Linked DNA regions of Homo sapiens: region 1 is linked to region 2. The links are chromatin loops, found by intact Hi-C in ENCODE. Cell type or tissue: CD14-positive monocyte. All regions are shown on one strand. Each heading gives the region's core, and the rest is flanking DNA. Links, peaks and the distances in the headings are about the cores only.

Region 1 (15,980 bases), core at 3,174-11,173, 51 kb before region 2:
TTTTTTTTGAGATAGAGTCCCCAGGCTGAAGTGCAGTGGCATGGTCTCGGCTCACTGCAACCTCTGTCTTTTGGGCTCAAACAATTCTCCTATCTCAGCCTCTCCAGTAGCTGGGACTACAGGCACGTACCAGCATGCCCGGCTAATTTTGGTATTTTTTTGTAGAGACAGGGATTCTGCCATGTTGCCCAAGATGATCTTGAACTCTTGGGCTCAAGTGATTCTCCCACTTTGGCCTCCTAAAGTGCTGCGATTACAGGCAGGTGCCACTGTACCCAGCCTGAATAATTATTCTTGATACCTAGTCACATTCTTTAATCAGTTTTTTAGCCTTATTTGATTCTATCACCATTAGTGGCATTTTTTCAGAAGAATGCATTATTTTCAGAGCTATCTTATTTTAATCTCTCATAAAATTGCCTAGAAACTTCTTTAAGAAGACATTTTTGTGGCTAATGAATTTGAATTTGCCGACCAGCTAAGTGGAATCTTCTCCGTAGACCCTGAGGTTGTCAGATGAATGAGCATCTGTGGATGAGCTAACTCTGCTCAGGACAAGACAGTTTCAATTTTTTCTAATGGAAAGGTCAATATTTCACCGAGATATTGTCACAGATCCTGTGTTCTGACTTCAATCCAAAGGATCTTTCTTTCCTAAGTGTCTTTATAGGGCAAATTGGGTCAAATAGGCTTTTTTCATGCATGATTCTTTTAAATATTTTGTCAAATTTAGGTGTTAAAAGTCATAGGCCTTTTCAATTTTACTCCATTCTGATACATACTATACATATATCCAATTAAAATAAGAGCTCTACAAAATTTGTTCCACACATTGAGACACTTCAGGAATAAATTTTAGAATTCCAAAGTCACTCTCCTACACGGGGTAGACATCATGCATTTTACTCAGTTCCTCTCTTACTTTTGTGGTGACAAATTTAAATAGTCTTTCTGTTTGCAATCTTGTTTTTAATAATTGTAATAATTTGCTAAAAGTTTCAAAAGTTTTTAGTTATGTATTTGTTGAATGGTTTGATTAAAGATTTCCCACTGATTTGGAACTAAATGCAAGGTAAGTCTAGAAGACCCAATTACGCACACACAAACACACACAAATCTATTGTAAGTCATTTAGGTGGATTTATAAACTACTTTCTCTGGGGCTGTGCACTTCTAAAATCTAATGATGGAGCAAAAAGGAAGAAAGTATATATTGTCCTGATTAAGGCCTTCTTGCCACTTCTATTAGCATTGTTGTGGCAATGTTGCATTTTAGTACATGTAAAAAATTTGTAAGTTTTAATATCGGCAACTTTCTCTTGAATTAGAGGCGTATTAAAGTTTAAGACTCACGCATAAATTATTTGTTCACTAAAAACAGTTCCAACTTGATTTCTGCTCTATGCTTTTTTTTTTGAGACTGAGTCTCGCTCTGTTGCCCAGGCTGGAGTGCAGTGGTGTGATCTCAGCTCACTGCAAGCTCCGCCTCCTGAATTCAAGTGATTGTTGCGCCTCAGCCTCCCGAGTCGCTGGGATTATAGGCGTCTGCCACCACGCCTGGCTGTTTTTGAATTTTTAGTAGAGACGGGGTTTTGCCGTGTTGGCCAGGCTGGTCTCAAACTCCTGACCTCAGGTGATCCGCCCGCCTTGGCCTCCCAAAGTGCTGGGATTATAGGCGTGAGCCACCGCACCTGGCCTGCTCTATACTTTTTAAATTTGATAATAGCACATTTCTACATGATGCTGTACGACACCAACATTTGTATTTGTAGTATCACCATAAGAACAATGACACCAGCAATATTGAATAGTTAACTGCAAGTTACATCTTGCATTTTTAAAAGGAGCCAATGATACATCTTCAACAGAACGAATGTTCAAAAGCTTTACTTTTTTTTTTTTTTTTTGATGAAGTTTCATTCTTGTTGCCCAGGCTGGAGTAAAATGGCACAATCCCTGCTCACTGCAACCTCTGCCTCCTAGGTTCAAGCGGTTCTCCTGCCTCAGTCTCCTGAGTAGCTGAGATTACAGGCATGCGCCACCACGCCAGGCTAATTTTTTGTAGAGATGGGGTTTCTCCATGTTGGTCAGGCTGGTCTCAAACTCCTGACCCCAGGTGATCTTCCCACCTCGGCCTGCCAAAGTGCTGGGATTACAGGCGTGAGCCACTGCACCTGGCCTCAAAAGCTTTATTTTTATTTAATGATTTAATAAAAATTAAGTTATTCCAATTAACTGAGTGGGCTTTTCTGTTGGAAGCATCTGATAATACACATATTATATCCACATCACTTAACGGTCTGTGAAATCCTGCTCATGGAGGTAACACATAACAGCTATCACGTCATCGAGTAAATCATAAGAAAACTCGAAGTTGACAAAGAAGGAAATTAATGAGCACTGACATTTGATCTACATGAAAAGTCCCAGAGTGACATGGCTGCAGGCGTCAGTCACTGTCTTTGGCTGCCTGAAAAGAGTTACCAGCTTTTGAGGCCAATGCTGCTGTTTCTTCTGCTTTTCATGTGCTTGGTGATGTCACTGCATTTACCGCAAATGGTAAACGTTCACAAACATTTTGCGTAAGTAGACATCATAATCAACTTTCCGGAGAAACAGAAATCCAATAACTTAATTTTATATTTTGCATGCACTTTCATTTTATTTTTTAGTTCACCATGGCCCAAAGGGTTTATGACAAGTGTAAAAATGTGTTGCCAAATGGTGAGATAAATAGAGTTATGCCATAAAATATAGATAGAACCAATCTTGAATGTAATAAGTTTCATATTTCAATATCTAGTTTTCCTTGGGTTTTGAAGTTTACCTTACAAATCAACTCATTTTATTTGTCAAGCCAGACAATTTTAATATTATTTTCAAGGAGACTCAATTCAGTTAATGTTTGGCCAGGTGTGGTGGTTCACGCCTGTAATTCCAGCACTTTAAGAGCCCGAGGCAGGAAGATGACATGAGTCCAGGTGTTCAAGAACAGCCTGTGCAACACAGTGAAACCCCATCTCTGAAAAAAAATAAACAAAATTAGCCAGGCGTGGTGGTACATCCTGAGGTCCCAGCTATTTGGGAGGCTGAGGTGGGAGGATTGCTTGAGCCCAGGAGGTCAAGGCAGTGGTGAGCCGTGATCACGCTACTACATTCCAGCCTGGACAACAGAGTGAGACCCTGTCTCAAAAAAACAAGATTAATGTTTGAACAAATGGATTTGAACTACTAAACGCCCTAAAGGTATCGATCATATTTACAAACCTAATAAATGAGGTTCCCTTAAACACGTTAAACTGCATTGCAAATTCATTACTGTCTTCTAAAATTATTGTAAATGGTTCCAAGAAGCAATAACACCTCCAGTACTAAAGTCACTCCACTAAATCCAACAAGTAGAGTTTGAACAGGTGAATGTCCACGCCCTGGACTGTCCCAACATTGTGCAAAAGCTCAGTAAAATGCTCTTATATTTTCCACCCAAAATCACAGGCTAAAAACAATTGCTCAGTGACATGATTTAAACCCAAATCACAAGGCTAATTCAATGTGTTTTTCCTCTAATGTGCCAATTTCTCTTAATATTTCAGACACTTTAAATACCAAACATGCCCAGTATTTTTATTCTAGACTTAATTCTCCCCATACTGATATTTGTGGTTGACTTACTCCATCATTCTGATGTTTAGTTCTAAGCCTTCCTCATGTTAAAAGACTCTTGCCAGCTAAGAAAAAAAAATGCTGCCTTCCCAGGCAGATGGGGGTTCCCGTCCCCTCCTGAAGTTGCTAGTAAGTGGGTACTTTTAACTTGGACACAGGTCTCTCTCTCCCTGATACACCCGCAGCTGTGTTGAGCCCTTTTTAGGGTCAAAATGGCAACCGGTGACCAGGACCCCAGACCCTCTGTATTTTCCTCATGCCCCAGTTCCACCTGGATGGAGCCTGCCCTCCCACTCCTGAGACTAAGGTGTGGCACCACACGTGAATGCACAGGGAACAGGCAGTGTCCACACAGCTCCTTCAGGAGCAGGCGCCTGTCCTCTTTTCCTTTCCTGACTTCTTCCAGCTGGAGCTGTACCCATGCCTGGGGCCACAGGACGGAGGCCACAAGCCCACCAGAGAGGGCCACAGCGCGGGTGGAGTTAGAGTGGCTTCCCTCTGGACCTCGAACATTCTGACAGCTTTGTCTGGCTGCACATTTACAACACTAAAGTTGTGTGGACTGCAAGACCAATGGGCTGGAAACCCAAAGCAAATGCATTCCAAGGGAGGGTGATGTCTCCGTGGATGTGTGAAGCTGAAGATAAGGCACAGCAGCAGGGTGGCAGGAAGAGCAGAGAAGTGTTCATGGCTCAAGATGGCCAGTGACCAGCTGGGCCCCGGGGGAGGCAGAGGGAAGCAAAGCGCAGACCCGTGTCCCGTGTCCGGAGGCAGCTGCTGCACCCAGACGTCCCTGTCCCTCCTGGGACCAAAAGTGTCTCCTAGCTGTGAGTGGGAGCTCAACATAACTCCACAAGATGAAACCTGCATTGGGGCACCAGAATGACTCATGTATGGGACTTGCCGTTATTATGTCATCTTTTATCTAATTCAGCCAAAATCCTGACTTCTTTCCAAAAATGTCTTGGTTTTTTCAAAAGTCCCAAGTTAAGCCAGGCGTGGTGGCTTACGCCTGTAATCCCTACACTTTAGGAGGCCAAGGCAGTAGGATTATTTGAGCCTAGAAGTTCAACACCAGCCTGGGCAACAAAGTGAGACCCTGTCTCTACCAAAAAAAAAAAAAAAAATAGCCAGGCATGGTGGCACCTGTCTGCAGTCCCAGCTTCTTGGAAGGCTGGGGTGGGAGGATTGCATTGAGCCCAGGAGGCCGAGGCTGCAGTGAACCATGATCACACCACTGCACTCCAGCCTGGGCAACAGAGCAAGACTTCATCAAAAAAAAAAAAAAAAAAGTACCAAATTAAAGGACCACATTCAGAAATTGTTGAAGTAAGATGATTTCAAAATAAAATAAAACATTGTAAACAGTTGAAAACCACCAACAAATGGACACTGATTGAATCGATTAGGGTAAACCTATAAAATAGAACATTTTGTAGACATTCAAAATGTTGCGGAAGAATGTTTAATGAGGGAAAGTGTTCATAGTATGTAAAAAAAGGCTTTATTATAGCATAATCCCAATTCTATATAAACATTTATTTACAGTTTTTAAAAGCTAAATTTTAAACAACAAAAACAGATTCAGCATTAAAAGATGAATCATAAAATTAAAAACATATATTAAAAACAGTTTGAGTCCAACTTCGCCTGACTGATTTCTCATGGTTCCCTCGGTGGCAGCCCCAGGCCGAGTCCGTCAGCCTAGGTTAGACTCTGGCGGGGCAGAAGGAGAGCTTTGCTTCGGTGTGCTGGGGAGCGAGCTCACTTGGCATAAGCATTTTTTTTTTTTTTTTTTGAGACGGAGTTTCGCTCTTGTTGCCCAGGCTGGATTGCAATGATGTGATCTCGGCTCACTGCAACCTCCACCTCCTGGGTTCGAGCGACTCTCCTGCCTCAGCCACCTGAGTAGCTGGAATTACAGGCGCCCGCCACCACGCCCAGCTAATTTTTTTGTGTTTTTAGTAGAGACAGGTTTTCACCGTATTGGCCAGGCTGGTCTCAAACTCCTGTCTTCAAGTGATCCGCCCGCCTTGGCCTCCCAAAGTGCTGGGATTACAAGTGTGAACCACCACACTCGGCCGGCATAAGCATTTTAAGCCTCCTGGTGATAGAACTTAGAAGATGCTTACTAATTGCACCATCTAGCACTTAGAGGATAAAAGATATTTGATGTGGAGTCTGAAAATCTGGGTTCCAGCCCCCATTCACTGTCCACTGACCCTGAACAAGAGACAGCCTGCCCTGGACTTCCAGGTTGATGGAATGAGCTACGGTACTATTCCTCCCCACTCACAGGGCTACTGGGAGGGTAAAACTGGACTCGAGGTTGATGGAATGAGCTAAGGGACTGTTCCTCCGCGACTGTTCCTCCGCACTCACAGGGCTACTGGAAGGGTAAAATGCTCAAGGTGAGTGAAGTAGCTTGCAGGTGGCAAAGGGCATGTGAAAGTTCTTTGGGACCAGGTTTTCACATTGAGGGACATTTTGGACCTCTGTTATCTCCTCTCCTCTGTCTTCACCTGCTCTCTAAAACCTGGTTACCTCATGGAAGCCAAGCAGGAATAGCTCGAGACTGCATATAAGCTGCATTGACTGACTTAATCCTGCACCCAGCCTGGTTCCATCTTCACTTCCAGAGAGGTGGTGTCTGCTGGCTCTGTTCCACGCATCTGTGCCTCCTCCAAGGGCCAGAAGGTCACACAGGGAGCCTGGGAGAGAGGTTGTTTGTAGGGCAACACCTTTCTTTGGTTTGGTTGTTTAGTTAAACAACACACATCACCATGGTGCGGGCAAAACACAAACACGCTATTCCTCTATTCTATTCTCGTCCATTCCCAAGGCCTACAGCCGCCCACGAGCAGCCACCAAGGCACGCACCCCCAGGCTCCCGAGCTCAGAAGGGCCTGTGCGTCCGTCAAATCTCTGCTGCGGACGTCTTGAAATCCTTAATACTTTCTGAACGAGGAGCTCCGCGTTTTCATTTCGCACTGGGCCCTGCAGAGTCTGTCCTGCCTGCCCACTCCTTCAGCCAAGGTTCCGGCACATCGCAGACTTTGTCTGGGGCTCTGCAGGGCTGAGGCTCATCAACAGGAGAGAACTTTGGAGCAGCAGAAGGAGATAGTAGAGGAACAGCCAAGCAGGTGGAGGATTAGGTCTGGGACACGGAGAGGGTGTCCCCTCTTCATCCCCAGGTTCTTCCTTCCAAATTGCAGGAAGGGACGGGTTGCACATACTTGCTGCATGCACTGCGTTGCAAAAGGCCGAGGAGAATGAGGGGGAAACTGCTCCCTGGGATTCTGAACCCCGCCCCCCCTCCCAGTGGATGGCCAGCTGTATTTCTGAAATGCAACCAGGGGTGAAAAGAGATTGTTCCATGTTTGTCCTCAAATACTTCACAGCAATGTCACATTAATTTTTTTTCCCTTCCTGAGTTCCGTCTGGTTTGCAGCCAAGGAAAGGAGGCAGAGAGGGCGTGGGCAGCCCACGGGTCCAGCGAAGCATCGCTGTGTCCGAGAGGCCCTGCCAGCTCGGGGCTCTGGGAAAGAGTATGGACATGCCCTCCCCATGGGCACCATCCCTTCCTCTGCCAGGGAGAACTTCCTCCTGGCTGCTGCTCCTGGCAATGGCTTATTTCCTCAACACAGTCATTAAAAATCACTCTTAGTAGTTCAAATTTAGAAACAGGAACTGGCATATATCTTATTAATTTCTAAAATAGTAAGTACAAAACCAAAGAGAAACGGAATTTTTACAACACTTTCTCCTTATTTCCTAACAAGCCCAAATGCAAAACACAAATTTATGAATGGCAAAGGCTTCAAATCAAACCTGATGATCTTTGACCTAGGGCACTGCCCATAATTTGCAGATGAAACAAGAGAGGACAGATCGGAGAGGTGGAGTAACTTACCAAAGATCACACAGCCAGGGTGAGGATCCAGTTCTTCTAGATCTTGGGCCAGGAGAAAAGGAGAGGGAGCCTGACTCAAGCTACAGTCATTGAGGTCAGAGAACCAAGGGTCACACCAGACATCACGAAGATCCAACTAGTGGCCGGAGAGAGTCACTGGGGGTGATAACCAGGCCTGTCTCCCAGCCAGCGAGGGAGTCAGGGCCTCCCAACAGAGCTAAGCGGTGCCAAGGGACCAGGTCGAGGACAAAAGGTTTATTTGATGTGAGGCATTAGCACCTACTAGCACCTTACTGTAGGGAGTTTTGTTGCATTTTTTAATTCAAAATATTTTAAAAATAATTTTATTGAGCCGTAATTCATATGCCATAGAATTCACCCAGGTAAACCGTACGATCCAATGGTGTTTAGTATAGTCACAAAGTTACACAATCATTGCCACAGTCAATTTTATCTTTATTATTATTATTAGTTTTTCTTTCCAACTTTTGTTTTCGGTTCAGGGGGTACCTGTGCAGACTCGTTCCCTGAGTAAATTGTGCATCGTGGGAGTTTGGTGTACAGATTATTTCATCACCCAGGAACCAGCATGAGACGCAGTAGGTAGCGTTTTGATCCTCACCCTCCTTCCACCGTCCACCCTCAAGTAGACTCCAGCACCTACTGTTCCTTTCTTTGTGTCCATATGTGCACAGGGTTTAGTTCTCACTTCTAAGTAAGAACATGTGGTATTTGGTTTTCTGTTCCTGCATTAATTCACTTAGGATCATGGCCTCCAGCTCCATCCATGTTGCTGCAAAGGGCATGATCGCGTTCTGTTTATGGCTGCACAGTATTCCATGGCATATATGGACCACATTTTCTTCATGCAGTCCACTGTTGATGGGCATCTAGCTTGATTCCCTGCCTTTGTTACTGAGAATAGTGCTGGGATGAACATACAAGTGCATGTGTCTTTATGATAGAAGGATTTATATTTCTAAAGGATTTATATTTCTTTTCTTTTCTTTTTTCTTTTTTTTTTTTTTGAGATGGAGTTTCGCTCATGTTGCCCAGGCTGGAGTGCAATGGCATGATCTCAGCTCACTGCAACCTCCACCTCCCAGGTTCAAGTGATTATCCTGCCTCAGCCTCCTGGGTAGCTGGGATTACAGGCGTCCGCCATCAAGCCCAGCTAATTTTTTGTATTTTTAGTAGAGACGGGATTTCACCATGTTGGTCAGGCTGGTCTTCAACTCCTGACCTCAGGTGATCCACCTGCCTTGGCCTCCCAAAGTGCTGGGATTACAGGCATGAGTCACGGCACCCGGCCAGAAGGATTTCTATTTCTTTGGGTACATACCACAGTCAATTTTAGAACACGTTCATCACTTCAAAAAGATGCCCTGCACCCTCTAGGCATCACCTCCTCAGCCCCACCATTCCTTCCCCCAGCCCCTGGCACCACTAAGCTCCTTTCTGTCTCTATGAATTAGCCTATTCTGGGCGCATAGATAGAATCGTTCAGTATGTGGCCTTTTGTGTCTGGCTTCTTTCATCCAGCATGATATCTTCAAGGTTCGTGTGTGTTGTGGCATGTGTCAGAGCTTCCTGCCTTCTTATGGCTAATGTTCCATTGTGCAGATATTCCATTGCGCGAATATGTCCTATGGGTAGATGCTCTGTTTCTACCAAGGCCCAGCAGGCTGCCCAGGGAAGGGGCCCTGTGAATGGAGTGCAATTCTCTGCTGCACCTGTGCTGGCCTTGCTCCAGGTCTCTAGCCGTCGGCCCTGCAACACCCTCGTTGGTCGTGCTGGAGGCCCCCCCTGACATCTTCCTCTTCCTCAACTACCTCTAGGGACGAGGAACCTGCCAAGTCCTATGGTCCTGGCAATAGGGTTGCTTGTGCCAGAGCCTCAACCTGCCACACATTTCCTTTCTTTGAGCTCTGCTCAAAGCTAGCAGCCTTCCACTTCGCCTGATTGGTGGGTCAGAGAGGTATTCCAAGGTGCAGCACATGCTGCCTTCAAAATCCAAAAAGGCTGCCAAGCACTGTGCTTCCTTCTTAATGGTAGGAGGTGCAAGGTGCAATAGCTTGTACTTTACTTTGGAAGGAATGTTCTGGCAGGTCCCAAACCATTCTAAAAAATTAACCAATGCAGCTGGCCCCTGAAGCAATACAGAGTTTATCTACTCCCCTTTGGAATGCACATGTCTTGCCAAGGAATTCAGAATACAGGACTTGTCCCTTCCTGCTCCTTAGGTCTAATCAACATGGGGTTCATATAATGGGCCACTGTGGTGTTCTGCAGACTGTCCGGGTGGTCTGGGTCACCACCAGCTATATTGCAACAGAGCAGAATTAATGGAGTCCTGGGGAGAGATGGTGCATGTGTATTGTTGTCTATCTCATGTAAATAAAAACTGCCTCTGATCCTTCTCTCTGGTGGGTATTGAAGCCAGATGGTTACAAATGTCATACCAGAGGCTAGAGTGATCTCTGGCATAGACCCCACACCCAGCCCAACAGCTGTGATTGGAAGGGTCTACTGTCGCGGACATGACCCACCCAGCTTCGGCAAAGGCTGGGCTGGTGAATTGGATGGTGTATTAGTCCGTTTCCATGCTGCTGATAAACACATACCCGAAACTGGGCAACTTACAAAAGAAAGAGGTTTAATGGACTTACGGTTCCACGTGGCTTGGGAGGCCTCACAATCATGGCAGAAAGCAAAGGCACTTCTTACATGGTGGCGGCAACAGAGGGAATGACAGCCAAGGGAAAGGGGTTTCCCCTTATCAAACCATCAGATCTCATGAGACTTATTCACTACCACGAGAACAGTATAGGAGAAACCACCCCCGTGATTCGATTATCTCCCACCAGATCCCTCCCACCACATATGGGAATTAAGGGGGTAAAATTCAAGATGAGATTTGGGCAGGGACACAGAGCCAAACCATATCAGATGGGAATATGATGACAACCACCATCCCTGTGTTAAATTAAGTTTATACATTGCAAACAATGCTATTCACTGTCTCATATAAAAATGAAATGTAGGCCGGGCGCAATGGCTCACGCCTGTAATCCCAGCACTTTGGGACCCGAGGCAGGTGGATCAAGAGGTCAGGAGATCGAGACCATCTTGGCTAACATGGTAAAACCCCATCTCCACTAAAAATACAAAAAAAATTAACCAGGTGTGGTGGCGGTTGCCTGTAGTCCCAGCTACTGGGGAGGCAGAGGCAGGAGAATGGTGTCAACCTGGGAGGCGGAGCTTGCAGTGAGCCATGATCACGTCACTGCACTCCAGCCTGGGCGACAGAGCGAGACTCAGTCTCAAATAAATAAATATAAATAAATAAATAAATAAAAAATAAAAATGAAATGTAGCTCATTCACACTGCCAAATCTCTCTCATATTCTCCTTAATATTTGATGATGGCATGATTCCGGTTATTACCTTGACTCATTTTGAAATGATAAATAATATACTTAACTCTCACTTCTTCTTTCCTCAGTTTTGCACAGTAGCTTGATTCTCCTCCGTGTAAGTTGATCAGCGTTTCCCTCGTGCAATTTACTTCATCTTTTCTCACCTCCAGTTGCACCATTTCTTCCCAGTTTCTTACTGTGGTAACAATACTACCACAAAATTGACCATCTTAACATTGTTAAATGTAGTGTTTAGCAATACTAAATACATTCATAATGTCATGTAACAGTCACCCCATCTACCTCCAGAATTCCTCTTTATCTTTTAAAGCTGAAATCGTATATCATTAAATAATTGCTCCCCATTTCCTCCTCCCCTCTGCCCCTGATCATCACCATTCTACTTCCTGCCTCTATGAATTTGATACCCTAGGTACCTCAGGTAAGTGAAATCGTGCATTATTTGTTTTTCTGTTACTGCCTTATTTCACATAGCATAATGTTCTCAAGGTTCATTCATATTGTAACAAATGTCAGAACTTCCTTTTTAAGGCTGAATAAAATTCCATTTTTAGTATATGCCACACACACACACACACACACACACACACACGGATTAAAAAAAAAAAAAAAACACTTTACCTTCCAGAACCTGAGTTACAACCACTGGGTGGGTCAGAGGACCCAATGTACCTGCTGTGTGAGATGAGCCGAGAACTGGAAACTTCATGTATTACTTCACCTCATACACCCTCACCCTAGCAAGGAGCCGTGAAGGCGCTTTGAATCTCTAGATGTCAGAATTAATTCAGACTCTAAATCCAACAGCCCCCAAAAGATCTGGACATGCTCCTTTTCCAGTGGACTACCTGAAAAATGGCTCCAGGGCCCTCCAGGAAAGGCCTGGGGAATCGCTGCAGCTTTTCTCATGGTGAGATTACGGCATCTCATTGTGGGGACTTGGCTTCTCCATTCCATGGGTTCCTGCTCAGGTCTGGAAACTGGCAAAGGACTGTGACTTTCTACCAGTCAAAAGATATTAAGAATGATGGCCACTCATTCTTAAAACCTTTTGATTTTAAATATTAAATAATACTCTTTTTAAAAATGTTATCTTATTTTATAAATAGAGACAAGGTCTTGCTATGTTACCCAGACTGGTCTTGAACTCCTGGGCTCAAGTGATCCTTCCATCTCCCAAAATGCTGGGGTTACAGGTGTGAGCCACTGCACCTGGCCTAAATAGTATTCTTAGTATTAACTGTTGTATCAGTCATTGTTCCACCATTGAAACAGAATCCGTAGGAAATACATGTCGAGAGATTTATTGCAAGGAATCAGCGTGTGCGATGGTGGAGGCCGCCTAGGCAAGTCAGGAGGCACAGGCTGGAACTCTGGGGCACAGACCAAAGCTGGCATCCCCAAGGGAGCTTTTTCTTTAGGAAAGTCTCATCTCTATTCTTCAAGCCTCTGAACAGATCAAATGAGGCCCACACAGATTCCCCAGGACAATCTCCCTTACTTAAGGTAAACCAACGATGGACTTTCGTCACGTTCACAAAACACCTTCACAGCAGCAACGAGACAACAGTTTGAGTGAATAACCGGGGACTCCAGCCTGGCCGAGCTGGCATGTAAACCCCCCATCACACCTGACCATCTCTCTTCTGGGAGCACTACGTTCTGCCATGCAGCTCTCCAGATTCCTGCAGGCCAGGAGTCTCTGGCTGCCTTTCTGACCTTGCTGTGCAGTACAGGGATCACACTGACCTTGCTTCTGATGGTTAAGGGTTGAATAGTCTCTGCCAGTCCAGCAGCCCATCACCCCCACTGCTGCCAGGGAGTTAGTTCTGTAACAGCATCTCCTATCATCATCCACATTCTAGAGAGAACAGCCTCCACTCCGATTCTTGGTAGTGTTGGTGTCCGCCCACCCCATGGAGTGTCCCCTGGGCCCTTCTAAGGAACCCAGCTGACAGGTTTTCCAACATTCCCCAGTAGACGCATTCTAGCACAGCCCCTTCCCTGAGCCACTGTCTACCATGCAGGGTGCAACTATTCTTCACTTAATGTGGACTGTTGGCTTTTCCAAGCTTTTTAGGGCCATCCTAATGGTGCATTGAACTTTCCCAGGGTCCTTCTAAGGTGTCAAATCCTGTGCTACAGTGACAGCCTTCATGGCAGTAAATTTCTTATCCAGCTTTCTTTTCTGTTGTTGGGGAAGAGAAACCTTTCCTTCTACCCTTATAGGTTTAGCAAATGAGGGCCTGTGAATTAAACTGACAAAAGACAGATTAGCAAGAGAAAAGAGAGAGTATGTGGGGTGGGGGGGCACCGGTAGTGGGTGCTTGGTGGCTCACACCTGTAATCCCAGGACTTTGGGAGGCTGAGGTGGGCAGATCACGAGGTCAGGAAATCGAGACCATCCTGGCCAACATGGTGAAACCCTGTCTCTATTAAAATACAAAAAATTAGCTGGCTGTGGTGGCGTGCGCCTGTTTTCCCAGCTACTCTGGAGGCTGAGGCTGGGGAGTCGCTTGAACCTGGGAGGTGGAGGTTGCAGTGAGCTGAGATCATGCCACTGCACTCCAGCCTGGCGACAGAGCAAGAATCAGTCTCAAAAAAAAAAAAAAAAAAAAAAAGGAAAGAAAAGGCAGAGTTGATTTACATGTCCAGCACACACACATGCAGAGTGCTCAGTGGTGAGGAACTCAAAGGGCCCGTGCCTGCAGTGTGAACAAAATACCAAGCAACAGAAATTTATTTCTCACAGTTCTGGAGGTTGAAGAATCCAAGATCAAGGTGATGTAGGGCAGACAAGCCCAAAGTGGAGCTTAGCCTGTGAAGACACTTGGTTTTGCCCAGGAAAGAATTTAAGGGCAAGGCAGAGGTAGAAGGAAAGTTTCATTGAAGCAGTGGAGTTACAGCTCCAGGACTGCTCCTGCAGAGTGGAGCTAACCCACAGGCAGTGAGTAGCAGCTCAGGGCAGTTCTGTAGTCATATTGATACCTACTTTTCATTGCATGCAGATTAAGGGTGGGTTATGCAGACATTCCTAGGGAATTTTGGGTCTTTGGGTCATTGCCATGGAAAGGGGCAGTAACTCCCAGGCGTTGCCATGGCGATGGTCAACTGACATTGCACACTGGTGGGCTGTCTGATGGAAAGCTGCTTCCACCCCAGCCCTGTTTTAGCTAGTCCTCAATTTGATCTGATGTCCAAGCCCCACCTCCAGAGTCAAGCCTCACCTCCTACCTCCCTAGTGCCAGCAGATTCCGTGTGTGGTGAGGGCACGCTCTCTGCTTTCAAGATGGCACTTTCTGCCTGCATCTTCACGCAATGGAAGGGATAAGGCAGCCTCTTCCACCTCTTTTTTAAGGGCACCAATCCCAGGGATGAGGGTGGGGCCCTCCGGATTTAATCTCCCCCAAATCCCCACCTCTTAATCCACAAGGTTAGAGATTAGATTTCAACACAGGGATTTTGGAGAGACACAAACATTCAGACCATAGCATGTGCCTAAATTATAGGGGAAAGGGAGAAGGAGACAGGTTTCTAAGGAAGAACAAAGTTGCTTTAGGAAAGACACATGGGCTTTTAGCAGGACAAATGGGAGATGAGAAAGTGAAGGATAGAGTTTGTTTATGCAGATGTGAGTGTTCATCATGGTCACAAAACTCCCCTGGAGAAGGAATTCATAGCAGGTTTATTCTGGATCTCTCTCCTGGGAGGAGAAGCCACCTCAAAGAGGGAATTAGGGCACTTCTCACCTCTTAGAAGTTTCTTTTAGTGAGATGAGAGAAGTTCTAAGAAGGTTTCTTTCTGCATCTATTAAATCTTTCTTACATGACTTCAGCTTAAAAGAATCTTCATACCGACTCTGGGGTTCCCAGGGGTTCCCCACCCTGTTTCCCTGGATCCAAAGCCCTGGAGACTCCCCTTCAGGGATGGTCTTCTGGGTCCTGCTCCAGGTGTCAGCCAGGCAGTGCTGCGATTTGACCAGACACCCAGAGGTCAGGCCAGGAAGGAGAGGGAGGCAGGTGCTGAGGAAGCCAAGATTTGTCCCACAAGACACCGCTATACCAGACCCCTTTCTACCTTTAAGCAGAAGAGAGGGTGAGGGTGAACGGGGGAATCTATCTTTGAACAAGGGGCAGGGGACCACTTTTGCAAGCCCAGAGAATTAGGTGGAATCTGGCGTTTAAAGACTTCAGATGCACCTGCCCAAGTATTTCCCCCCCAAGGCTTGGGGTCCCCTCCCCGTGTCTCAGACCCTTGACTTCAGCCCCAAGACAGCCTGTTTTCCTCTTTGAAGGTGTAGCTGCCCACTTCTAGCCTTTACAACCACTATTCCCATGACCTTCCAGCCACTGTGCCTCCCTCCACTGCCACCTACCCACTCACCCAGCTGAGGGGAAGCTCCCTGGACACTGGGGCTGAGAATCTTCTCATCCCAGGTGCTGGGACCCTCAGGGCCACCCAACTGGCAGGGATCCCACCTGGACAGGGTCTCATCTGCAGAGTCTGCTTCCTGGGACCCCTTCCCTAGACCCACAGCCTGAGAGACGGATTCTCATGGCCAGTCTATTGAAAAGATGAGTGGCAATGGGAGGGGGCCTTGAGCAAGCCGGGGGCTGTGGGGAAGGAAAGAGCCGAGACAGCCTCTGCGTGTGGTCACACCACTGCGTTGCCCCTCGCTGAGGAAAGGGGCTGTGGCTGTACCCCACATCAGGCAGTGAGGCCCTGGTTGTAGGCTGGGAGTAAGTGGTCACTTCTGGAGGCTGCCATTAGGCCCAGAACACTGCTCCAGGTACAGGGATCCGGGTGGGGCCACCTCGGCACGCACCTGCCCTCATGTGGGCAGCCCTGATTCCTGGGACAGGGCTGAGGTTCAGCTTTACGGCAGTTGGAGGAGCTGCCCCCCTCTGCCCCCACTCCCCACCAGCTATTGCAAAGCTGAACGCCTACAGGGCCAGGCAGGAAGT
Region 2 (15,980 bases), core at 5,354-13,353:
AAAAGAAGTAGCCGGGGCCGGGTGCGGTGGCTCACACCTGTAATCCCAGCACTTTGAGAGGCCAAGGCAGAAGAATCACCTGAGGTCAGGAGTTCGAGGCCAGCCTAGCCAACATGGCGAAACCCAGTCTCCACTAAAAATATAAAACTTAGCCAGTCGTGGCAGTGTGCATCTGTAATCCCAGCTACTCAGGAGGCTGAGGCAGGAGAATCGCTTGAACCCAGGAGGCGGAAGCTGCAGTGAGCAGAGATTGCGCCATTGCACTCCAGCCTGGGTGACAGAGCAAGACTCTGTCTCAAAAAAAAAAAAAAAAAAGAAGAAGTTGCTGGCTGATAAATAGCTAAAGACTTGTACACCTACTTAGTAGGGAAAAGGAAATGGGGGAGAAGTGGCTTTTATGAGAAAAACAAATCATTTTCTTTAGGAAAAACAAATGGGATTTTAGGAGAAGAGAAGGGCGATAAAGTTTGTGATAATGTTCGTCTAAACAGGTATGAGTGGTCTTTCCATCTTCTTCAGGGCCATAAAACTCCCCCAGAGAGGAGAATTATGGTTGCCTCCTTGCCCAGAAGTTGCTGTTTTTAATCAGATAAAGGAAGGTCTGAGGAGGCTTTTTTCTGCATCTATTAAATCTCAAATGTCTTCAGCTTAAAGCAATCTTTATGTCATCTCTGGATGACATCTGTGGAGTGGGTCCCCACATCTGTTTGTATACTCAGTCTCTCACCATTTTAAGGGTGAGGAAACTGAGGCTTGAAGAGGTGAAACACCTTACCCAAGATGCCCATCGGTGGGTCACAGAGCAGTCCTGCTCCAAGATCCTTTCTACCAAGTCACCTCACTCATACAGGGAGGGTCACCAGATTGTGTAAAGATGATGTAACAGAAGAAAATCCTGCTCACCCACTCATCCATTCATCCATTTATCCATCCACCCATCCATCCACCCATCCATCCATCCACCCATCCATCCATCCACCTATCCATCCATCCATCCACCCATCCATCCATCCATTCATTCATCCAAATATCCATCCATCCATCCACCTATCCATCCATCCATCCACCCATCCATCCATCCATTCACTCATCCAACTATCCATCCATCCATCCACCTATCCATCCATCCATCCATCCACCTATCCATCCATCCATCCACACATCCATCCATCCATTCATCCATCCATCCATCCATCCACTTATCCGTCCATCCATCCACCTATCCATCCATCCATCCACCTATCCATCCATCCATCCACGCATCCATCCATCCATTCATCCATCCATCCATCCATCCACCCATCCATCCATTTATGCATCCACTCATCCATCCATCCACCTACCCATCCATTTATCCATCCACTCATACATCCATTTGTCCATCCACCTATCCATCCATTCATCCATTCATCCATCCATCCATCCATCCATCCATCCATCCATCCATTTGTCCGTCCACCTAGCCATCCATTCATCCATGCATCCATCCATCCATCCATCCATCCACTCATCCATCCATTTGTCCGTCCACCTAGCCATCCATTCATCCATGCATCCATCCATCCATCCATCCATCCACTCATCCATGCAATAATAATTTAGCCCCGAATCATGCTGGATGCTTGGAGTATGAAGTCCGATATGCCACAGTCCCTACTCTAGTTTTGAGGTGTCCCTACTCTAGTTTAGGGGAGATAGACTCATAAAGAGTTATTGTTGTTATAATATATTAAAATCTACAGTGACTACTTTCATGAAATACCTGGCCATTCACCTATATCCCGGAACAGAATGTTGTCAGTGCATGGTGACAAGCATGTTCACCAAGGTGGTGAGATGGCAGAGATCTGTGTCTTCCCATTTATCATGTTTGATGTTTTCCAAATTGTCTGTTTTCCGAATGTATTATTTTTATAATGGGAGTGGGGATTCTTTAAAACTTCAATATTTCTATATTGTCTAAAAGTCGATTGGTTCTTGGGCCCATTTGACACCTTACCTAATCAACTCTCCATCCTTGCTGCTCAGAGGCTGCCCTCCCCCAAGACTCCCCCAGCCCACCCCAGAACACCAGAGCTTTGCAAACCTCCAGTTCTTGCTCACCTTGAATTCTGTCTGCAGCGTTCTTACCATCACCTTTGCCTGGAAAATTCCTTTTCCCTCAAAATCTAGTTTAAAGGTCTGCTTTCCTGTGTCACGTGGCCTGCCTGCCTCTATGATTTTCCCCCACTTTCAGTGTTCTTCAAAATGTGCTATTTAATAGATGCATGATCTCCCCTATCAGTGCACCATAGTTTATTTCATCAACCCTTGGTATGGGATCATTTAGGCTCTTTCTGACATTTGCTATTATAAATAATGCCTTAATTAGCCTTCTCCTTCACAATCTTTGATCATATCTCTGTTTCCTTAGAATAGATTTCTAGAAATGGAATCTCCAGGGCAAAGAGTAAGAACACTTTTAAGGCTCTTCATACATAATTCAAAATTGCTTTCCAAACAGGTTGAACAATCTGTGCTCCAGCACCACAGTGTAGGCCTGCCTGCAGGAAGTCATTATTTCAAGTGTTTGTTACTTTGACAGCTGAAGATGCCACTGTTTCATTGTTTTAATTTGCATTTCTTTGACTGTCAGTTATTTTGAGCTTTGAAAAATGAGCTTACTTTAAAAAGTGTATTTATACAGTGTAGTGGTCAAGGGTGCAGGCTTCAGAGTCCAAGAGATGTTCAGACCCTGGCTCTGCTGATGAGGACCTAGTGACCTGGGGAGCCCTCGTGAAGATGAAATGAGGTCATGCACACAGGTCTCTCCGCTGGTGTCTGTGACCTGAGTGTGCAATCAACATTAGCTTCATTGTTCTCAGAGTTCTGAGAGCTTCCTTTGTTTTGTGCAATTTCTGTGCATGCTTTCTGACCAATTTGCTAGTGGAGTGTTTTTCTTATTAATTTAAAGGAGCTCTTCTATATATTTAGGAGTTCAACCCTTTGCTTGCCATATTTATGCTAATATTTTTTCAAATTTTTTCTCTTTGCATCATTTTTACTCCAGGAGATTTTTATTTTATGTATTCATACCTTCATTGATGGTTCCTTCCATTAATTTTATGCCGACAATTTCTTCCCAGAACTGAGATCCATTAAATATTGTCCTCTAATATATATTGTTTTACATTTATCTTAAATTCACAGGCAAACTACCTTGGTATAAATTAGGGAAAATCTAACCTGATTCTTTTCCAGTGTCATTCAGAAAATAATTCCCTTTTACGGACTCAAAAGCAGAAATGTGACATAATCAGATGTGTTTTTAAATAGCTTGCTGGCTCCAGTGTGGTAGGAAAAAAAACAGCAATCATAAAAAACAACCAACATTTATTTAGTACTTACTGTGTACAGGCTGTGTTCTGAGTCCTTTGCAGATATTCACTCACTCAACCCTCATAATCACCCCATAGGAAACAAAGGCTTACGCTGGGGTTTAAGTAACTTGCCCAAGGTCAGAGCTAGAAGCGGCTGAACCAGGGATGGGATGGAACCAGGAAGGGGCCATCAGAGTTAAGCAGATAAGTCAACGCACCAGTCCAGATGAGGTAGAGGGACTGGCCTAGACCACGGCAGGGAAAGGAGAGGAGATGGCATACTGGTCACGTATTGAAGATATGAGTCTGGGATTTGGCAGTCAACCACCCATTGCGGACCACGAGGACAAGGGAGAGCTCTAGAGCCCCATCTCAGCATGCAGCTGTTAAGTCCCTCAAAGAAGACTTGCACTTTCCGTAAAACCATCGCCTTCCTCTCCCTCACTGTTCCCAGCATCCCCGGACTGCACAGGGTAGAAAAGCAGCAAGTTTGGACCACAATCCCAAATACCGAAATCCCAAAAGATCAAAATCGCTAAAACCGCCAACATCTAACATCCCAAAAGTGGCAATTACAGGACAAGTTTTTTGTTTGTGTTCCTTTTCTTTTTAAAGTTTTTTTTTCACTATTTTAAATTGTCAGCATTTTCATTCACAGTTCTGCATGCTGTGTATTTCATCTTTGCATCATTTCCAATACTGGAGGTATAAATTGTATAGGGACTTTTTATTTTTATTTATTTATTTATTTTTGAGACAGGGTCTCTCTCTGTCATTCAGGCTGGAGGGCAGTGGCATGGCCACTGCTCACTGTAGCCTCCACTGCCCGGGCTCAATGGAGCCTCCCAAGGAGCCGAGACTACAGGCACACATCACCACGCCCGGCTAATTTTTGTATTTTTTGTAGAGACAGGGTTTCGCCATGTCATCCAGGCTTGTAGAGATTTTTAGAGTTCTAATTCTTTATGCATTTTTTGCAGATCTGACTTCATAAAAGTGAACTATCACAATGCTGCTTTGCAAGCTGTGTGTGAGTGTAAAAGCGTTGAAACTTCCTCAATAAATGAAAAGATATCTTTTTTGTACATCTGCATTTGTGAAAGACAACATTTCTCCAGATCTCTCTCAGCTCTTTGGGTGACTGCATATGTATGTGGCGGGGACCCATCGAGGTTGCTGCGCGATCTTGTCAGTAGACTTAGGTTGTCCGTCACGGCACTTCAGGTGACCGCAGTTATACGCCAGGTGCACACAATCACCAACCATAGCGATCTGCATTACCACATCTCCCTTTCTGACCCATTTCCTTATGAATACGGTTCATCTGCTCATAGTTGATATACCTGTGTGACTCTCATTAGCACACCTGTCTATGCTTACAAAAACATGTGTGTTCTTACTGCCTGTTTTATTAAAGTGGCCTATGAAGTGTTCCATTGTGCTTTTTATGTTTAATTTTTATGTTTTATGTTTAATTTTAAAACATACGTTTATGTTTTGTTTTTATGTTTCTCAAATAAATTCCCTTTTAAAAATGTAAATATTTTCTAACATTTTAAAATTATTTTTTACAGAATCAGGGTTTTAGGATTCTGATTTTTCAGGATTTCGACACTCGGGATTGTGTCTATTGGGATTATGATGCACTCCCAACAGCAGGCCGGTCCTCATCTGTCCCAAACAGCTCAGATGCGGTGGGCACTGATGTGGCCGGGTGGGCTCTTCGTTCCCGCCCACTGAAATCCCACCCACCTGTTTCTTTTCCTCTTCTTCCCCCAGCCACTCCCTTCCAAGAAGCCTGGCTCTGGCCTGAGGTTCCTGGGGAGGGAAGGTCCACGCAGTGGTCCAAGTGGCCTGCCTGAGTCACACCTGAGCCATCTAGTCACTTCTCCATTAGCTCACACTCTCTGAGCTACAGAGGCTTCAGGTGGTGTTAGGGGGCCCAGTGATCCTCTAGTCGACCAGCTCTTGCAGAACCAGCCATGACTAGGCCAGTCATTCGGGGTGTAAGAAGCCACGGTCAGTCCTCACTCTGGACCCTCCGATCAGACGACGGGCCTGCTGTTCTGAGACCGAGGCAGCATCTCTGCGAGGGCTGCAACAGCTGCTGGGCTGAGCGCAGACCTTCCTGATACGCCTCATCTGTGACCTCTGGGTGGATTTGAGCTCCTGGCTTTACCTCTATTGCCTATATGATCACAACAAGTTTCTTCTCTGTCCTCTGCTTCCTCTTCTCTAAGCTGAAGCCATTGAAGCATCCAGCTCAGTTTTCAAAAATTAATAGAGATTCATGGAAATAAGGTACCCACAGGATTGAGTCAGTGCCAGACCCATAGCAAACTCTCAAAATATACTAGCATAAAAAAAAAAGTGTATTAGTCTGTTCTCACATAGCTATAAAGAAATACCTGAAACTGGGTCATTTATAAAGAAAAGAGATTTAATTGGCTCACGGTTCAGCAGGCTGTACAGGAAGCATGGGGACATCTGCTTCTGGGGAGGCCTCAAGAAACTTACAATCATGGTGAAGACAAAGGGGAAGCAGGCGCGTCTCACATGGCCAGACCATGAGAGAGAGGTGGGGGAGGCGCCACACACTTTTAATCAACCAGATCTCATGAGAACTCTATCACAAGACAGCACCAGGTGATGGTGCTAAGCCATTCATGAAGGATCCACCCCAGTGATCCAACCACCTCCAACCGGGCCCCACCCCCAGCACTGGGGATAACAACTGAACATGAGATTTGGTGGGGACACAGGTCCCCACCTCACCACATCACACAATTTCTCTCCTTTCTTTCCAGGTAACCAGTTTGCAAGGGCTTGCCGTATCCTCCATAGATGGTGTAATTGGAAACGCATTTGTGGGCGTGGCGGTGTGGTCTGGGGGAGGAGCCCTAGCCCCCCTCTCTCCTCCAAAACTCTCACTGGTCACAGATTCACGTGTGTTTATAATTCCTCATTTTAAGAAAATATCATGATTCCCATTTTACCTGCCATTTTCCCCTCAGATGGCTGAGGGAAGAGTCTGGGATGATGATTGGCTCCTGTGCTCTGAGTGTGCAAATGCTCCAAGGGTGCAGCCATGCTCTGGGCACTCAAGTCAGTCTTAGTCAGTGCTCCTTCCTCTTCTGCCAGCTCCTCCCGTTCCAGTGACCATTCCTCTTGCTGAACCGGCTGGAGAAGGCGCGCGCGGTCCCAGGCCGCTGTCTGAAGGGCTTTCCATTTGTCTCTGCAGACAATCTCATATTCCTTTTCCAGCCTCTGATGGAAGGGGCGAGGGGGACTCCTCCAACCAGCTAGCTGTGCCTTTCTGACCCAGGCCCAGGGGCTGCTGCCTGCCGTGGCAGGTCACTGGCTGTCCTGGAACTTCCTGGACATTGCTGGTCTTGCATTTCCTATCGTGGAACACTTGCTCCATGACACAGGTCTACTTATCTGTCAACAAAACCACCTCATTTACCTGCTTCTCCACCCACCTCCTTCCAGCCATCTCCGCCCCTGCCCTCACTGGTGAATGGATGAATTACCCAACATGGCTTTGTGCTGGGAGCATGGCCTGCCTTGGAGAGAACCACAAACAATGACCTGGGCTGCATGAAGAGTCAGGTCAGCACACTGGTGAGGTTAAGTCAACTCCCAGAGGCCACGATGACAGGCCACGAAGAGTCAATGAGAGCCTTTTGGGTTTGATGCCCGAAGCACTCTGTCCCCCATCACAGTCTTTAGGGGCAAGTGCAGGAGCCTCCAGCCAGTCAGAAGACGTTTCCTCCAAGTGTGCAGCCATAGGTCATCAAAGCGAAGGGTATTTAGATTTCTCAAACAGAATCAGTAGGAGTTAGAGAGAGAGGGAAGAAAGGAGGGAGGGAAAGTTATTGGGAAGACCTGGCTCCCATGGCTATGGAGGCTGAGAAGCCCCACGCTCTGCCATCTGCAAGCTGGAGGACCAAGGGTGCTGGTGATGGTGCTGAGATTGAGTCTGAATCCAAAGGCCTGAAAACCAGGAGAGCGATGGTGGAACTCTCAGTCCCAGGGTCAGAGAAGGTGAGAGGAGATGTCCCAGCTCAGCAGACAGGAGGCATGAGAGGACTAATATGGTTTGGCTGTGTCCCCACCCTAATCTCAACTTGAATGTTATCTCCCAGGATTCCCACTTGTTTTGGGAGGGACCCAGGGGGAGGTAATTGAGTCATGGGGGCCAGTCTTTCCCATGCTATTCTCGTGATACTAAATAAGTCTCACAAAATCTGATGGGTTATCAGGGGTTTCCACTTTTGCTTCTTCCTTGTTTTTCTCTTGCTGCCGCCATGGAAGAAGTGTCTTTTACCTCCTGCCATGATTCTGAGGCCTCCCCAGCCATGTGGAACTTTAAGTCCAATCCAACCTCTTTTTCTTTGCAGTCTCGGGTATGTCTTTATCAGCAGCGTGAAAACAGACTAATACAGGGTCAATTTCCCCTTCCTCCACCTTTCGTTCTATCCAAGCCCTCAGGCGATTGGATGATGCCCACCTACACTGGGGAGGGCCATCTGCTTTACTGGGTCTACCACTTCAAATGCTAATCTCTTCTGGAAACATCCACACAGACACCCCCAGAAATTATGCCTAATATGGGTACCCCATGGTCTAGTCAAATTGACACCTAAAATTAGTCATCACTCAGAGTCTGTGTCTCTTTGCAACATTAAGTCAACCTCCACTCCCCTCATCCTCTCCTCCCAGCCACAGGTCTTGCCCCAAGAAGGACCTCCCACCCCATCCTTGGTCCTTCCAGGAGATGCAGTGTCTTCCCTACCCCTTCCCCAGAACACCGGTGATTCCGACGCCTCCTTCTTACATGCACCTTCCATTCACTCATTCTCTGAACAGCAGATCCAGTGGTTACCACCCTGGGATCAAGTCCAAGTAATGGATATTTAGTAACAGTGAGAGCTTGGGTGAGTCATTTTGCCTCTGAGAGCCTCCGTACCTCCATCTATAAAATGGGGATGATTTCTTCCCTGTAGGGTCATCATTAAGAGGTTATTACCTCCACTGAAATGAGTGAGTAGAGCAGAGGCATTTGTCAACTGTTGCAAATTTGGCAGAGCTGGGCTTCTGCAAAGGGCAGCTTCAGATTCTGTGACCCATGGTGGTAACAGGACTAATGCTTTGGTCTTTGGCAGCCTCCTGGGTGATGCTCAAAAAGGTGTCGGGGACCCGTTGGGCAGGTCCCAGGAGAGCTGACTGTTGGCCTTGGGTCATCTGGCCAGCAGCACCCCTTTTGACACCATGCCTCTCTGCGTGCCCCAGGAGGTCTACTGGCCTTCTCCACTGTGCCACCTAGCATTGGATCTGCCAAGTTGTGTTGGCTGAAGCAGAACCCAGAGCAGACACCCCAGGAACCTTCCCTGGAGTAAGGCTTCCCCCAGCGTGCCTGGGGGTCTTGGGCACTGCTCTCAATGTCTCCCAAGTATTAACCCATCTTGTTCTCATATAACCCTGTGGGGTCTGCATTCACTCTGCAAATACTGAGTGCCTGCTCTCTGCAGAGTGCTGTCGTACGCCCCAGAGACACATCAGCACACAAAGCCTGTGAAGACCCCTGTCACTGAGAGCCTCATGTCCTAACTGCATGACTCAGCAAACACAAGACACGCATTGTAGAATGTGCTGGAAGGAGCTGAGTGTGTCACAACTGAAATGAGGTAGTTGGGGTTGCCTTGCTAAGCAGTGACTTGATGCAAGTTCGATGACGAACCCCGTGGGATTCTTATGCCCATTTTGCAGATGACGAAACGGAGGCACAGAGCAATACAATTTACTGTATTAGTCCGTTCTCATGCTGCTAATAACAACGTACCCAAGACTGAGTAATTTATAAAGGAAAGAGGTTTAATTGACTCACAGTTCAGAATGGGTAAGGAGGCCTCAGGGAACTTACAATCATGGTGAAAGGGGAAATAAATGCATTCTTCACACGGCAACACCAAGGAGAGGTGCCGAGCAGAAGGGGGAAAATTCCCTTACAAAACCGTCAGATCCCATGAGCACTCACTATCCCTGATAACTGCCCTCATGGTCAAATTACCTCCCGCTGGGTCCCTCCCATGACACATGGGGATTATGGGAATTACAATTTGAGATGAGATTTGAGTGGGAACACAGCCAAACTATATCACAGAGTACTTGGTCAAGGTCAGGAGGCTTATATGAGGCAGAGGGCACCCAGGAACACAAGCGTCTGATTTCAAAGCCCATCTCTAAACTAAAACACAAACTTTTCCCTACAAAGGGCCTGGGAGGAAAAAGTGGCTTTGCAGGTCACATGTGGTCTCTGTCACCTATTCTTTCATTTTTTACAACACTTGAAATGTGAGAAAACCATTCCTGGCTCTCCAGCAGTGCAAAAACAAGAGCGGTGGCATGGTTTCCAACCCCGGCTCTGAACCACCAGGCTCAGCACTTTCCAAACTAAGTTACCTCTTCTCAAAACCCCGCACAGCACAAGGAAGAAGGCACTTCTATTTTACAGATGAGGAAACAGAAGCTCAGAAAGGTGAAATCACTTGTCTGTGGTCATGGAGAGCCAGACAGACATGATCCGGGCACCCTTTTCATTCTGTGCAACATGTCTTCATTCCCACTTTTGACACATTCTTAAATCCCTGCTTTAAATGCAGCATTCATGGCCAGACACAGTGGTTCATGCCTGTAATCCCAACACTTTAGGAGGCCAAGGCAGGAGGACGGCTTGAGCCCAGGAGTTTCCGACCAGCCCACACAACACAGCGAGACCTCAACAAATCTCTACAAAAAATTAAACAATTAGCTGGGTATGGTGGCTTGTCTGTAGTCTCAGCTACTCAGGAGGCTGAGGTGTGAGGATTACTTGAGCCCAGGAGGTTGAGGCTGCAGTGAGCCAAGATTGATTGTGCCATGGCACTCCAGACTGGGCAACAGAGTGAGATGCTGTCTCAGAAAAGAAAAATGCAGCATCCACAATTCCTCAAAGAATTAAACACAGAATTACCGTATGATGTAGCAACTCCACTTCTGGGTTTATACTCAAAAGAATTGAAAGCAGAGATTCAAAGAGACAATCACACATCCATTTCATAGCAGCACTATTCACAGCAGTCCAAAGGTGGAAGCAGCCAGGTGTCCACTGACAAATAAGCAGATACACAAAATATGGTCTGTCCATACAACAGAATATTCGTCAGCCTTAAGGAAGAAAATCTTGACCCATGCTCCGACATGGATGAACCCTGAGGACATTATGCTGAGTGAAAAAGCCAGACAGAAAAGAACAATAATGTCTGATTCCAGTTATATAAAGTCCCCGGAGTAGTCAAATCCATAGAGACAGGAAGTAGAAGGGTGGGTGCCAGGGCTTGGGGAGGGGGAATGGGGAGTGAGTGCTTCGTGGAGTGACAGTTTCAGTTTAGGAAAATGAAAAGGTTCTGGAGGTGGATGATGGTGATGGTTGCAAAACAATGCAAATGTCCTTAATACCGATGAACTGTACACTTAATAATGGTTAAGATGGTAAATCTCATGTTAGATATTTTATCACAATAGTTTTTTAAAAGCAACATTTATGGGAGGAATAATTCCCCAACCCCTGAACACCTGAGCGAATGTCCATCCGTGTGTCATCAACTTGTCCAGGGTGACAAGGGCCAGGCAGCAGCCAGGCCTACGAGGGAGGGAGTGGGGGGAGCCAAGGTCCGGGAGACGGAGGCTCACTCCCGCCCCAGATGACAGACCCCTCGCATCACACACCAGGCTGACTCCTCCACACCCAGGCGTGAGAGGTGGGGAGGGGAAACACCCTGCCAGCGAGAGACCCGCCTGCCCAACTCCCCCCACCCCACCATGCCCCCGCCCAGCCTGGCTCTGCAGCTGTAGTCCTAAGCTGGGCCACTCTGCCCGTGGCCCCTTCAGTGCCTTGGCCTCGAGGAAGCCCCACGTGTTGGGAAGTTGTGGCAGGCAGGGCCTGCAACCTGCAAAACTCCCAGCTTCTCGCAGGACATGGCTGCGGTGGGGACTTTCCCAAAGACCCAGGTGAATTCAGCTGACAGGGCCAACCTGTTTGTCTTTATGATCCCAGTGTTGTCACAGGCCCAGGACTGCCTGTCCAGGCCCAGGGAGGAGTCGCTTGGCCCCAGAATAGCCCCTGCAGGAGGTGAGCAATTACCTGGGCAAACAAAGAGAGTGCAGGTGTGCCAGGCGACTCACACACCTGACCTCAAACAGACACCACAGAGTTCAGGGGGCCACCCACTTATTGGAAAACTACATTATATTCATAGTGATCACTACTATTTATTGAGGTCTTATTATGCGCCATCCACTGTGCCTAAGTATTTTGCTTGTAATAATTCATTAATTCTCACAGCCACCCATGAAGAAAGCACTTTCACCCCCACCTTCCAGGTCAGGAAGCTGTTCCGAAAGGTCAAGTCACTGGCCTGGTGTCACTCAGTAAATTGAGATGTCCACTCCGTGGCCCCCTCTCTGTCCCTAGCACATTGATTAACCTCTGCTTTTCAAGGGTGGATTGGATTTTGGAGATTGACAAGTGCTGGCAGAGCCAAGGGAATGAAGTGATCCAGCCAGAGGCTACGCTCTGAGTTCCGCAGCAGGTGCAGCTCTCCAGCAATGAGCCCAAAGCCCGGCCATGTGGGTCCTAAGCTCACCCTGGAGGCAAAAATCCAATGGAGAGTCTCCAGCCATTCCAGTCGGGTTCTCTGGGGTCTGTCCGTCTCTGCTGTTGGGCTGAGCGGTGCAGAGGACTCAGGGGTGCCCTCAGGACAATGCAATCCCAAGAAGGCTGTCCCCCTCACACACACACAAACACAAACACAAACACACAAACACACAGCATGTGCAGCATGCCGGGTACACACAGGTCAAAGCCAAGCCGAGGGTGGTGGGGGGAGGGTGGGCTTGTATAGCCTTCAACACCCACCTCAAAAGCCACAGAGCATGCAAAGGACCAGACACAAGGAAAACCCCCTCCCGCCAGGCACCTTCCAGAAGGCACAGGTCAGGCAGATGGTGATGGCAGAGGAATGTATCAGGGGAAGCTGAGGTATAAAGGACCTTCAACAAGTTTGGTGACAAGGGAAGAGGACAAAGTGGGACTGTGCTAGCGAAGCATGTTGATGAGAGGAGTTTTTAAGGGTGGAAAGTTCTGAGCAGCCATGAGGGTGGAGGAGGAGGTCAGTGACGAAAATGCTGTATGTGAATTGTATCCACAAATGATATGTCCCAGTCCTAAACCCGGTGCCTGTGAATGAGACCTTATATGGAAAGAGGGTCTTAGAAACGAATCAAGTTAAGATGCGGTCATGATGGGTTAGGGTGGGCCCTAAGTCCCATAACACTGGTGTCCCTGTAGGAGGGAAGTTTGGACACAGACCTGAGTAGAGGGAGGATGAAGTGAGGAGGCACACAGAAGCGGGCGGGCCAAGGCCAACGTGGGGATGTAGTGATGCAGCCACCAGCCACGGAAGCCCAGGACCACGGGCCACTGACAGACATGGGAGAGACGCAAGGAACTGTCCTTCCCCAGAGCCTTCAGACGGAACACAGCCCCACACACACCTTGATTTCAGATGTCTGGTCTCCAGAACCATGAGAAAAAAAAATCTGTTGTTGAATTCACCCAGTTTGTAAAATTTGTGGCACCAGCCATGGGACACTCATGCAGAGGGTGACCTGCTTGGCTCCAATTTCTCAGAGTTGGGCACAAAATCAGCCACAACCCTGTGGTTGTGTCTGTTCTGAGCACAGGGATGCAGCCCACCCCTTCCTTTCCGCACTCTTCCCTGGGACAGCAGGGATCTGAGGAATTCCTCTAGGGGCCTGGCTGCAGGAGGTCCCCGCTCCAAAGCCCAAAGGAGGCAGGTGGGAGTAAGTGAACAGGACGGGAAACGCCGAGCAGGAACCTGCATAGTACGGGGGAGCCCCCAGGCCTGCCTACCGTCTCAACACCAGCATTTGGATTCCACTAGGAAGGAAAACAAGAAGACTGAAAAAGACAGAGAGGAGCAGGAGAGTGTGCAAGGGACAGTCTCTGTCTTCCACATTGGCTGTTTGCCAGAGCATGGCCTGTTGGCACCCCTCGCTTGTTCATAGGTGGCTGACAACATAGCCATAAATCCACCTGTGCCAGTCCATGAATGGACAAAGGGCGAGAGATGACCCTGCTTCAGCCACAGAGGCCAGTGCTCAGACTCCAGCCAGCTGGAGGCCCCCAGGCAGGCGAATGGGCTTGGGTTTCTAAGACCAACACAGAAATGCCCAGGTACACTGTGCTGCTTTTCTCTGGAGAAGAGAGAACGTCCCTTTCACCAAGTTATTATTTCTTCCTTTTAAAATTTGATTGTTATAACATTGTTTTAATAGTCAAGTAGTGCTGCAAGGCTTGTGATAATAAACAGTTGTTATCACTGCACCTCTTCCCACCTCCAGCTCCCTCCCCTGTGAGTCATCGGCCTTCAAGTCTCTCAGCTGTTTCTCTTGACCTTGACCTTCACACTTCCAACATGATTACAGTACTATTCCTTTCGGTTTTATCTCACTTACACCACCACCTCCCACACACTCCCACCTATTCCACCTACCCAGCATCTTCACAACTTACACAGTTACACAATTCGCAACCTTTGGCCAAGTCAATATTTAGTTCTGATATTACTATGACCACCATAAATGTTGTCACAACTAAACCACTTAGGGAACTAGGATGGTCTTTTCTTTTTAGTACAACTTTTTGATTTTCCTGGGGTTAACAATTGCCTCATTTTTTCATAAACTTAATTTTTTTGTCTACTACTTACCAATTATCCCCCCCCCAATTTTCTGATAGACCTATAAAAGTCCTCTCAACAAAGTCAAACATACTAAGTAATCATTCTTTTGTTGTTGCTTTGTTGTTGTTTGTCCTTCCCCTTGGAGACATCCCCTCCAGAGCTCTCTGTCCTATTTGTATCTGGGCTGGCTGACCTCTTGGCTTGTGGCACAGCTCCCCCTTGAAAGTTCCCTTCAACTTCAGTGAGAATTCCTTCGTATTTTTCTGGTGCTAAATCTAATGTGTCCTGTGCCTCACATCTTTCTCTTTTGGGGTTTACTTCCTTGTGCAAGTGACACCCATACCACAGGAACTTGCTGAGAAAGAATGCATGTGAGGTTCAATGATTTCATCTTGCATACCTTCAAACATCTTTGTTCTACCCTTACATTTGATTTTTCATTTATTATTTGAAAATGTGGCTTGCCTTTTCAGTAAGGAAATTCATGTCCTGCAGGTCGGTATTGTTTTGTTTTGTCTTTTGGCATCTTTCTCCTCTTTCTGCTCGCTCTGAGTGCCAACTCCAGAGCTGGTCTGGCTCAATTTCTCTATAGTGTGCACTTCCTGAGTTCTCTTCAGTGAGGTGGATGAGTCATCTAGCCAGGTGGATAACGAGGAAGTCTCAGGGACTAAGTGTCTCTGACAATACATTCAGCCACTACTACAGTATGAAGCCAGCCCCTCATCCCCACCTTCAGAGACCCCTGGTGCCTCAGATTCCTCGGCCATTCTGGAGCTGCTGTGCCCGAGGCTTGTGTAGTTGGAGATCATTTTGGCAGTCAGTGCTGCTTCAGCTTTCACTGTTCTGCTGTGCCAGCACATCACCAGGGATCACCTTTGGCTGCATGAACCAGAACCCCATTCCAGGGCTCAACCAAACAGCACTTTAATTTTCTTACCCAAGCAAGCAGTCCTGGCTTGTACAGCCTCCCCAGGATGTCACCAGGACCCCAAGCTCCTTCTATCTTGCTGCTCTGCCATCCTGTGTCACTTTCTTCCTCATGGAGGCTTCCTGGTCACAGGACACCCACTCCACCTCCAGTCTCTTGTTCACAATCCAAGGAGATGGAAGGAAAGAAATGATGAGGAACCAGGGTGGCTGCAATGTCAGCAACAGTATTTCCCAGGATCTCTAGCAGATTTTTTTTGGGGGGTGGTTTGTTTGTTTGTTTGTTGGGGTTTTTTGTTTTGTTTTGTTTTGTGACAGAGGCAGGGTCTCACTCTGTCACCCAGGCTGGCTGGAGTGCAATGGTGCAATCCTGGCTCACTGCAGCCTCGACCTCCCAGGCTCAAGCAATCCTCCCATCTCAGCCTCCTGAGTAGCTGGGACTGCAGACACGCACCACCAAACCTGGCTAAATTTGTTTATTTTTTTATAGAGACAGGTTTCACTATGTTGCCCAGGCTGGTCTTGAACTCCTTGGCTCAAGCAATCCAAGCTGGTGAGAACGTGGAGCCAGTGAAGCTCACACAAGTCACCAACGAGAATGCAAGATGCAATAGCCACTTTGGAAAATAGGTGGGCAGTTTCTTATAAAGTTAAACAGATACTTAATGAATGACCCAGCAATCCTAATCCTGGATATTTACCCAAAAAGTAAAAACTAGTGATCAGGGCAGGCACAGTGGCTCACGCCTGTAATCCCAGCACTTTGGGAAGCTGAGGTGGGCGGATCTCTTGAGGTCAGGAGTTCAAGACCAGCCTGGCCAATGTGGCAAAACCCCGACTCTACTAAAAATACAAAAATTAGCCGGGTGTGGTGGTGTACACCTGT

The links. Hi-C counts contacts between places; a loop is a spot of excess contacts. Peaks named below come from ENCODE experiments on the same cell type or tissue, not always from the same donor. Only the 100,000 strongest peaks of a DNase experiment are listed, where the experiment ranks them.
Region 1: it touches region 2 in a loop (1.8-fold over the local background); 2 of 110 quality-filtered maps call a loop at or near these places.

Annotation. Positions count from the first base shown.
Region 1 is chr21:41,644,363-41,660,342 of GRCh38, forward strand. No RefSeq gene overlaps it. Among named protein-coding and RNA genes, the nearest start is that of LINC00111, 27 kb to the right of the region's middle. RefSeq lists an enhancer at 15,179-15,766. In CD14-positive monocyte, for the core only: no CTCF peak of the experiment used is centred there; DNase peaks (open chromatin) are centred at 4,549, 7,279 and 7,679; H3K4me3 peaks cover 890 bases; H3K27ac peaks cover 566 bases.
Region 2 is chr21:41,692,899-41,708,878 of GRCh38, forward strand. It overlaps LINC00111 (long intergenic non-protein coding RNA 111), which reads left to right. Exons shown (of 3, transcript NR_024367.1): 3 at 4,340-4,438. Among named protein-coding and RNA genes, the nearest start is that of LINC00479, 15 kb to the right of the region's middle. RefSeq lists a silencer at 13,771-14,065. In CD14-positive monocyte, for the core only: no CTCF peak of the experiment used is centred there; a DNase peak (open chromatin) is centred at 9,053; H3K27ac peaks cover 537 bases.